2 separate regions of the Mus musculus genome follow, and region 2 is linked to region 1. Evidence: chromatin loops called from intact Hi-C (ENCODE). Cell type or tissue: gastrocnemius. All regions are shown on one strand.

Region 1 (5,000 bases):
TTTCCCTTTCTTACTACTACTGACAAGTTTAATCCTTTTCCCTAACTTTCCTCCAGTGGTTAACTAGGATGTTTAAGAGGGTAGATTCAGTCTGTCCCATGTCCAAAAATTACACCAGTCCAAGTCCAAGAACACAGAGAAAGACAACACAGAGACAGTTTGCCCCTGCCATGGGCACAGAAACTGGATTATAGCAAGACTTGGTTGGCTCCTGCCTATACTGTGTCTTGTCATTTTGATTCTGATGATACACGAATCCAAAACCTTTGAATAAAGACAATCAACACAGTGACAGTTTGCCCCTGCCATGAGAGCAGAAACCAGGATATAGCAAGACTCGGTAGGCTCCTTCTGATACTGTTTCCCAAAGGAGCAGAGTCCTCCCAACTCTTGCCAAGCTCGGTCTTTTTCCCTCCAGTCAATCTAGTCAGTGGTTGTTTTTTGTTTTTTTGCTTTTTTTTGGGGTGGGGGGAGGCAGCAGATCTCTCTGAATCCTGGACAAAGCTCCCAAATGTAAGCCCCTTTGACACCCTTTGTACTCACTTTGGGATGCCCCTGAGTAAGACATCAAGATGCAAAAGCAAGAGGTTTATTTTTTCCAGCATTGGGGTTGATCTTCAATTAGTCCCTCAAGGTGAGTGACTAGAAGGTGGACGAATAGGGTCTTCTTTATTCATGGAGATTTTTATAAGATACCTTAGGAACTGTAGATCTACTTTTATTGTCTAAAAAATTCATCCTCTCATGGTGCACATAAGTTCACACACACACACACACACACACACACACACACACCTATAATAAATAATCTATAAGTAATAAGTAAAACAATAAGTCCATCCTATTCTGCTTACACCACTTCTAAATGTTATTTCTCCATTTTCTAAAACTCTCCTAACTTATTACTTTAAGTATTGTACATATACTGTCTGCTTTTGTATTTATAGACTCGTGTCTGATTTTAAAAAACATACAGTTTTACGTTGTTTTATGTACCATTCTCAGTTCGAGGATATTTGTTGGTTCTTTCTTTAAACACAATTTCCATTTGGCTACACATCTCAGAGATGTTCTTTGCACTTAAATCTTGGATTCTGAGTCATCTAACCTAAATATAGGTAATGTAATTTTCTCATGGAACAGGAAATAGAAAGTTCTACTCAGGAGTAAGTATCCCAGCTAGAAGTGAGGTCCAGGGGTGAAGGTGTGCAATTCATATGGCTATTATTGCTCCATGCTTCTTTGCAATGGTAGATAAGTGATTTTTAATATTCCTAGTATTCCCTGGCTTAAATATAGATGTCCCCTGCTTTGGTCATCTAAGTTTTCGGTAGAGAGCAAATAAAACATGAAGAAATCAGCTCACTCATCAAATACAATTTTATTTCCTTCACACTTGAGCTTTCATTTTAAGAGCAGAATTGGGTCATGTGGTCAGGGCTGGAAGGCAGATGAAAAAATTCGGTTAATTTGAGTTGGGTGCACTGTGGCTCAGTAATTGGGCCTTTTTTTTTTAGGAGGGAAAGAGGTGAGAACACAGGTAGGGTCTGCCACACAGAAGCAAAGCTGCATAAGTCATGAACACTTACTTTCGGAGTCCTAAGAGGTGGCAGGATCAAAACCCTGAAGCTGCCTGAGAAATTTTAACATAGTTGAGAAAAGTCCGAGTTTAACTCTAAGCACTCAGACTCCACTCTGATTTACTGTCTTTTAAAGCTCAAAAGATTTAGCCCAAATAAATATTTCAGGTATAGGCATCCCTTACATTGAGGAGGTAACATTAGTTGTCTTTCTGATGCTAATAACACACCACACACTGGATCTGCTTTAATGAGCCAAGATCTTAGAGAGAGGCATGCTGGCACATGCCTGTGACTCCTATACTCAGAAAACCAAGGCACAAAAGGCCTGAGCTCCAGGCTAGTTTGAGCTACATTGTACATGTGAAATCCAGTCTTAAAACAAACAAGAACTAACAAAAGAAACAACAACAACAAGAACAACAAGAACAACAACAACAACAACAACAACAGACTCCTAGACTGGAGACCCCAAACCAAACAGCCATTATCTGGTGATATTCTAAGGTTGTGAAGAGTTAAAAAGCAAGTGTAATTCTTCACATGACAAACAGCAGGAACATGTCTTCAGGGCTCCTATCCCTTGTATAATATCAGTAATTGGTCACAGGGCTTCCACCCAATGACCTTAGCTTATGCTAATCATCCCCAAACACCTGCCTCTAAACCGTCACTGGGGAGGGGGGGGTTCTTCATCCCTTTAAATACCTCACAATAGGGATACAATTTAACTACCTGAACATTTGGGAGAAATGAATAAACCACTATATTACAGTGGAAAGCTGGAGAATGAAATTGAACAATGACTCAACCCTGAGGAGGCAGAATCAAGCAGTTTAAAAGACAAAAGGAAACAAACAAACAGACAAAAGCAAAAACAAAACAAAACAACACACACACACACACACACACACCCCAAAACAAAAACCAAAAAAACACCAAAGAAGCCCATCAATTCCTTTGCCCAGGATTTGGATATTTGCTGCCACCTGCAGCTTAAACTTCATATTACTCTGGACATTGGCTGTAAGAAGCAAAACGACCTAGGAATGGAAAGGAAGAATGCTTTGAGTGTTCACAATTGATACCTTCATGATCTTTATAAAGAACATTTACTTATTTATTTATTCTCACATATATAAGTATAGGTACACATGTCTGTATAAGCATGGGAGAGGATGCATGTGCCTGGGCTTGTATAAAGGCCAGGCGGTGTTTGTTATCTTCCTGTGTGATTTTTCTCCTATCTGCCTCAGAGTGGTGTGTGTGTGTGTATGTGTGTGTGTGTGTGTGTGTGATCTCTGGTTTGTTATTTGGGTACTGGGATCTGCACTGTAGTCCCCATGATTGCATAGCAAGTCCTTTTAACTGCTGAGTAATTTCTCTAGCCTCCCCCTTTCACTTGCTTGAAGTTGAGTTCTCTATTTCTAAGTCCACACTCAGAGCAGCATCATGTTCACCAATCCAAATGTGGAGGCTACCGAAGTATCCACTGATACTTGGATATATACTCATAGTGTAGACATACAATAGGGAGCTATTAAACCTTTAAAAATGATGTTTTGACATACACAACAGTTAGATAATTGGGAAGGCACCATGCCAAGTGCAATACACTGGTCACAAAAGGACAAATATTGTAGGAGTCCTCTTCTGTGAGGTTCCTGTAACATTCATATTCAGAGGGCAGGAAGTAGAATGGTGATCATCGGGGGATAGGAGAGGACAGTGGGTAGGGTATGGAGAATTAACATTGAATTCTACAGAGTTTCTCTGGGAGAAGATGATGAAAATCTGGAGAAGGTTGACAATGGTAACACCACAACAGTACCTAGGGTCCTAGAACCAGACAGTTAACAGTCTCATGTAGCTTTTCACTACCCCGCCTTAGTTCTGGAAATAGGCCATGAGACCAGCCTGCATCCAGTGTCCCTTGAATACACAGATAAAAGACACACACACACAGGTTGCTCATCTTCAACTTGCCTTTTTGACACAATTGTTAGGCCCTACTATCTTCCCACTGGAAAAGCATGCTCTTATCAATACTCTTTACTCTGAACTTCCCACTTTCCCTAAACTTTGTTGCTAAACTTCCTTGACCACCTGCTTGTAGGAGAAGCCCGTGTGACCACTCTGTTTCAAGATCTCACATGGCTGGTCAACTTTTCTCCACCAGAAGCCTGGTGAACTCTCCTCTCCTCTCTTTGCATCTCTCTGCTTAGCTCCAGGGACCTGGAAGTCCTGCCTATTCCTTTTGCCCAGCAATTGCCCCATGACTTTTTTTTACTGACAGATCAAAAACCAATTGGGAACAGTACTTTAGCATCAGAACCTCCCCTATAGTTAACAATGGCCAACATGGTAAATCTTGTGGCATGTATGTTTACCTCAGTGGAAATGTATTTCACACTGAATTTCCAAGGAAGTAAGTTGATTCTGTAGAGCACAGAAGCTGGCTGTACTCTCAGATTATCACACACTAATGAATTGGAGCTATTTCTTCTGGGTTTCCCAACTCCCAAAAGAGTCAGTTCCTTGCCTTGGGTGACCAGATTGTCATGTCTAAATTTCTATGGCAAATTTTTTGGGCAGTATTAAAGATACAAGAATTTAATGAGCTACAAAAGAAGCACATAACACTTGCAGCTGTAGGAAACAGGCAAATAAGGGCAATTTGGGCAACTCACATTTCTCTCTATAAAAGCAATTTCTTGGTAGACAGAGCTGAATATTTTCATCCCAAGAAATAGTTTTTGGATTGTCTAACAACCCTGGAGAAATTCTTTAAGAAATCATTTCCACGGTCTCTAAGTAGTTTTAGAAGACAGTGAATAACAAGGTCGTTTATATGGATACATTATCTTAACTGTTTAAGACTTTATGATCTATGCATTTTATTTATTTTGGAAAGAAAGCAGACAACGACTGTCTGTGTCTGTGAAATGGTCGATCACGCAGAGTTGCTGGATGATCTGCTTTCAAGTTGAACACCTTGTGGGTAATGACTTCTATCTAGATATGTTCAAATCCTCTTAGGAGCAATCCGGAGGTGATATTTTTAGTTTTCTGGCCATTGAGAATTTAATGGGTTTTCAAGTAAAGCAGTCCTTTCTCTTTTCCTATGTTCAATTTAAACTTTAATTGGCTTTCGCTCCGGCATTGTGATCGGGTAGGCTAGGTGGGTGTTGGCAGCTGCAGTGTGTCACCAACTTTCGGATGGATCCAGATGACAAGTGTCACTCGAAGGAGAAACTGAATTTTAGTACTTTAGAAAGTCCTTTCTCATAGTAGTTGGAAAAAAAGAAAACATAAGGGAAGAGTAGAAACTAAAGTGGTGGACACAGACTCCAGGGCATCCATAGAAGACTTGCCTGTGTGACATAATGGATGTTTCTGCATAGAACAGTAGCAACACAT
Region 2 (5,000 bases), 170 kb before region 1:
TCTGAAGATCCCGAGCACTCGAAGAGCCAGGGGGCCATTGAGAGAGCCATTCAGGGTGAGCACCAGCCCATTGCAGGCACGCACGCAGAGAAGCATGCTGTGTGAGGTCTGGCAGGGAGCCTGTGCTGGTGGTCCCTGTTCCCTGGGAATTCATGACTTAATGTATACAAGCTTATTACAGACCCTGACTGTAAAAGTGTTTTCTTAAAAACAAACAGAAAAATAGTGAAGTTAATGTTAATTCGTGAAATTGGTTGCTAGTGCAACGTATTAAACAGCACAAAGTATTCCTCATGTTTTCCCCAATCTTTCTCCTTGCTAGCCCTTTATTAACATATTATAATTAATATGCAATCTGGAGGAAGTTCTGGGCCTCCCCTCCCTCATCCCTGCCTTTAGTGGATTTTTTTGAGGCCATCTCTGCTGGGCAGGCTAACTTAGAACTTATTATGTAGCCCAGGCTGGATTTGAGTTTGCAGTAATTCTCCTGCCTCTGTTTTCCAAGTGCTGGGATTACAGTCATGTATCATCACACACACACACACACACACACACACACACACACACACACACACACAGCTTCATAAACAAAGCATACCGTTAATCAGATTGATAGTTCTAACATGACTAGTGACTTGATTTAGGATTATACACTGTAGTAAGTTTGTTTCCTGCTTTCTCTTGTTAGCATAGGGGAATGACGGGCTTCAACAAGAGCAGTTGTTACAGGTGGAGAAAAGCTAGGCAAAAAAAGATGGGAGCATTACGTTTCGGACAATAAGACTGCAAAGAAATATTATATATACTCTACTTCACCTATTTGACTCTCTGAGCAAGTCTTTCTTTCTCAAATGTGTATTTACAAACATAGGGAGCCTATCTCATGTTCATATGTACTGTCATATCACAAATCCTACACCTGATTCTATATGCACTTCCTAATGTCTACCATGCACAAGCCAGTATCCTCACAAATGAAAGAAAAAGCACAGTAAAAGGTACCAGGCCCTCGGAGACCCAAGTGACGATCTAAAGCAAACCATTCCAGAAGGACTAAGAAGGTAACGTGAGTAAGAGTGAGAAGGTGGTTCTGGACAGACAGCACAGGCTGAGAGCACGTGCTGCTCTTCTAGGGGACCTGGATTTGGATCCCATCACCATGATAGGAAGGGCTCACAGTTGCACGTAACTCTAGTTCCAGGGGATCTGATGCCCCTGGACTCTGATGGCAACACATGTGCTGCACAGAACATTCAGGTGCACGTGTGCACGTGCGCGCGCACACACACACACACACACACGTGTGCGCGCGCGCACACACACACACACACACACACACACACAGAGATTGATTGATTGATTTTCAATTTAAATGAGCTGACAAGTACCAGAGAAGAAACCATGAACTGCCCTGGAGATTCCATACTAGCTCTAAGCACCTTAGCAAAGGTGTGGTTTATATTGGACTTATTTTATTTATGTAACATATATCATCCTCTATAAATACTATGACTAAAGAAGACTAGATATAGTTCAGTTAAAGTTCAGTTTGGCATCCCTGAGGTGGATCACACTGGCTACTGATTCTGCCCTCTCTGAACACCTGCTCAGCTGGGAGGTATAAAGTATAAAGTTGCATCACACTTAAGCCAAGAACACTGACAAGTACAGGAGGCTGGTATGAGATTAAGAGAGTATTTTTCAGAGAATCAGTCAAAGTAAGCCAACACTAAAATACTAAGCGACTTGGTTTTGGTTAGGTAATAGCATAATCAATCAGCCAAGAGTAAAAAAAGAGATTATTTGGGAAAGGGATCATAGTATTTCATGATGTGGATCTTAGCTGGGAAAAAAAAATCACAGCACTACCCTCAAGAGTGACCAAAGGAATATCTTTACGATTTTACAAATACAAAGTGAATGTAGAGCAGAAATCCGAAACAACAATTAACAACATACCCAACTCCAACAGCGCAGAAAGAGGGCGGGCAAAGAATTTTAAGTTCCTAACAGGGGCAGGTTAAATGTTTGCCTAGTTAAACCGGTAAATTACAGTGTTAAACAGACCGATATTTTTTAAACACAGCTTTCTTCTTCTTTTTTTTTTTTTCCAACATCCGTGCAATTAGACAAGTTTATCAACCTATAAACTCAGGCATCCCGTTACAAACTTAAGCCATTTACTGTCTAGGGGAGGGGGGACGATGGTTGTACAACTATCAAATTCTCTCTCCTCTTGCCTCTGGCATCCAAACAAATAAAATGGCTTTGCTTTATTTCATACTATCCACTGCAAGGTGGCGCCAAAAAGAGCAGTTTGGGGATAGAGCCTTGTCCCTCACCTAGGCTCGCGTAGCCCCGCCCCTCGGGAGCTGTGGCCACGCCCCGCGCGTCTCAATCCCGCGTTGCGCGCCATTCGCGGGTGCGCGCTCATTGCGCGCCTCCAGGCCGCCTGGCGAGCGAGAGCCTAGCGGAGGGATGCTTTGGAAAGCATTTGGAAATTCGCTTCTAATCCACAGGTGGTTGGCTGTGGCCTCCCAGCCCTGCGGGGAGTTTAGAAATTAAAGGATGCGGACGAGACCTGACGCTAACCACGGGAGGGAAACGATCCCCCGGGACCTCACGCTGCGGTGGTCACTTACGGGCTCAACACGCACTGTCTTGGTCGCCGGGACCGCGCTGCGGCCGTGGTCGCCCCAGCCCGACCCGCGCGGCGTTGGAGGGGGCGGGGCGTGCGCGCGGCCGCTCGAGGGGGCCGCCTTGCGCGGGGGCGCGCAGGCTTCTTCGCGCTGCTCTCGCTCGGCCTCTGAAGGACTTGAGCTTCCCGCGGACCCCGAGCCGCGCACTGCCTCAACTTTCCGGCCGCTGGGGCTTCTTCCGGGTGCGGACGCAGGCGGGCGCGCGCCAGGACGGACGCTGGAGTCTGCGAGCGGGAGGCGGGAGCAGGGAGAGAGGCGGGACTCGGGGAGCTGGAGGCGGGGTTTGGGCCGGACAAGACGTCTGAGGGGCGGGTCTCGGAGGCATGGGGCGGGGTTTGAGCGGGACACCGGCTTCGAGGGCGGGTTTAGGGTGAAGTGGATAATTCAGGCTGGCAGGAATTCCGCGGATTGGTGATGGGCGAACGCGGGGTGGAGACTAGGGCGGAGAGAAGGGGAACCCTGGTGACGTATTAGGGCGGGATGTGGGCGATCTGGGACTCGACTTTGGTTTGCACCTTCAGATATCTTAGAACACAAGTGATTTTGTTGTTTTTTTTTTGTTTTTGTTTTTTTTTTTTTTTTGGGTTGGCGATGTATTTAAGGAATCTGCCTACTTCCACGTCACAATATTTTCCATTTCGTGTAGTTCTCTGATCCATTTCGAGCTAAATTTTATAAGTGGTGTTACGGTTTTGTGAAGTCACTTCTACTTTAAATCCTCTGACTGCACATCTACCTATCAGCAATTTTTATTAAATCAAATCAGGCAGCTGAGGGCAAAATTGGATATAAAAAATTCATTATCTGGCCGGGCGTGGTGGTGCACGCCTTTAATCCCAGCACTTGGGAGGCAGAGGCAGGCAGATTTCTGAGTTCGAGGCCAGCCTGGTCTACAGAGTGAGTTCCAGGACAGCCAGGGCTACACAGAGAAACCCTGTCTCGAAAAAACAAAAACAAAAAAGAAATTCATTATCTTGACCCCAACTCAGCTTCAGCAAGAGAGTCATGTCAGCACGTGCTGCCACCGTTCATGTTCCCTGATCTCAAAATGTCCCTAGCTCAACTAATAAGTGTTTTTCTGAACTTCAAATTGTTCCTGAAGACTTTCTACATTAGAGCCTAAGGGTGTTACTTCCTAGGGCCAGGCCCTCTTTTTACATCAGTTAAGGATACAATGTCTCAAAGACATTCCTACTGGTCAATCTGATACAGGCAGTTCCTTAATTCAGACTCCCTTCTCAGCTAGGCATGGTGGCAAAGGCCTTTAATTCTGGCAGGTTGATCTCAGTGAGTTTAAGGCCAGCCTGATCTACAAAGTGAGTTCCAGGACAGCCAGATACATTTCAACAAAACAAAACAAACAAGCAAAAAAAAAAAAAATCTCTTTTCTGAGGTAATTCTTGGTTAAGGCAAGTTGACATTTGAAATTAAGCAGTACACCTGTATGATACATTGGTTCAATCTTAATGATTTTATGTCCCTATAAAAACTTCACACATTGGAGCACTATTAGTACATTGGACCACGGAAGGGGAGAAACTGGACCATAGCCACTCATAGTTTGTTCCAGGATAAACTGTTCTCTCCTTTTGAGGTAAGGGTTGCGTTTTTGACTCTACAATGAGTAGAAGTATTAAATTTTTTTTGAGACACAGTCTTGTTAGGTAGCTCACAATAGCCTCCAGTCTGCGGTCCTTCTGCTTCTTAAGATTATGGGTGTGAACCACCATAAATGGCTAATAGAGCACTCTTAAGTCTTGTAGTATAGCCTTTACACAGGTGTATACACACACACACACACACACACACACACGAGAGAGAGAGAGAGAGAGAGAGAGAGAGAGAGAGAGAGAGGGAGAGAGAGAGAGAGAGCTATTAGCTTGCAGAAGACCATGGCCTATAGTGAGCCGGGCAATAAAACTGATAGCCAGGTCTATGGTAATGACAACTGAGTTGTGAACATTCCATCTTGGAGAGAAGAGGGGTTTTAGGACCCACAGAAGACCTTTACTTCTCATCCCAGTCACCACTCTCTCCTATCCATCCTCATAAAAGTAGGTAAGAGGTTTTAAAAATGACTTGGAGTGATACATTTTTAAAAAGTATAGAATTTTATTTATTTATTTATTTATTTATTTATTTATTTATTTATTTATTTATTTATTGTGGTGGATCCTGGGATTCAAACTTAGGCAAGTCAGAGAACAACCTGTAAGGAGTCATAGGCTTGAACTCAGGTTCACCAAGTACTCTTGACACTGAGCCATACCCCATGGCTTTTGCATGGGACTTTCTGTGGTA

What was found. A loop is a pair of places that touch in the nucleus more often than their neighbours do. Peaks named below come from ENCODE experiments on the same cell type or tissue, not always from the same donor. Only the 100,000 strongest peaks of a DNase experiment are listed, where the experiment ranks them.
Region 2: a loop joins it to region 1, with 2.5 times the contacts of the local background. A loop is called at or near these places in 25 of 42 quality-filtered maps.

What each region holds. Positions count from the first base shown.
Region 1 is chr10:53,793,569-53,798,568 of GRCm38, forward strand. No RefSeq gene overlaps it. Among named protein-coding and RNA genes, the nearest start is that of Fam184a, 45 kb to the left of the region's middle. In gastrocnemius, a CTCF peak has its summit at 2,581 (motif pointing left); a DNase peak (open chromatin) is centred at 2,561.
Region 2 is chr10:53,627,082-53,632,081 of GRCm38, forward strand. Mcm9 (minichromosome maintenance 9 homologous recombination repair factor) reads right to left here and starts at 2,876. Exons shown (of 13, transcript NM_027830.3): 1 at 2,643-2,876. In gastrocnemius, a CTCF peak has its summit at 2,313; DNase peaks (open chromatin) are centred at 74, 2,399 and 3,000; H3K4me3 peaks cover 1,714 bases; H3K27ac peaks cover 1,289 bases.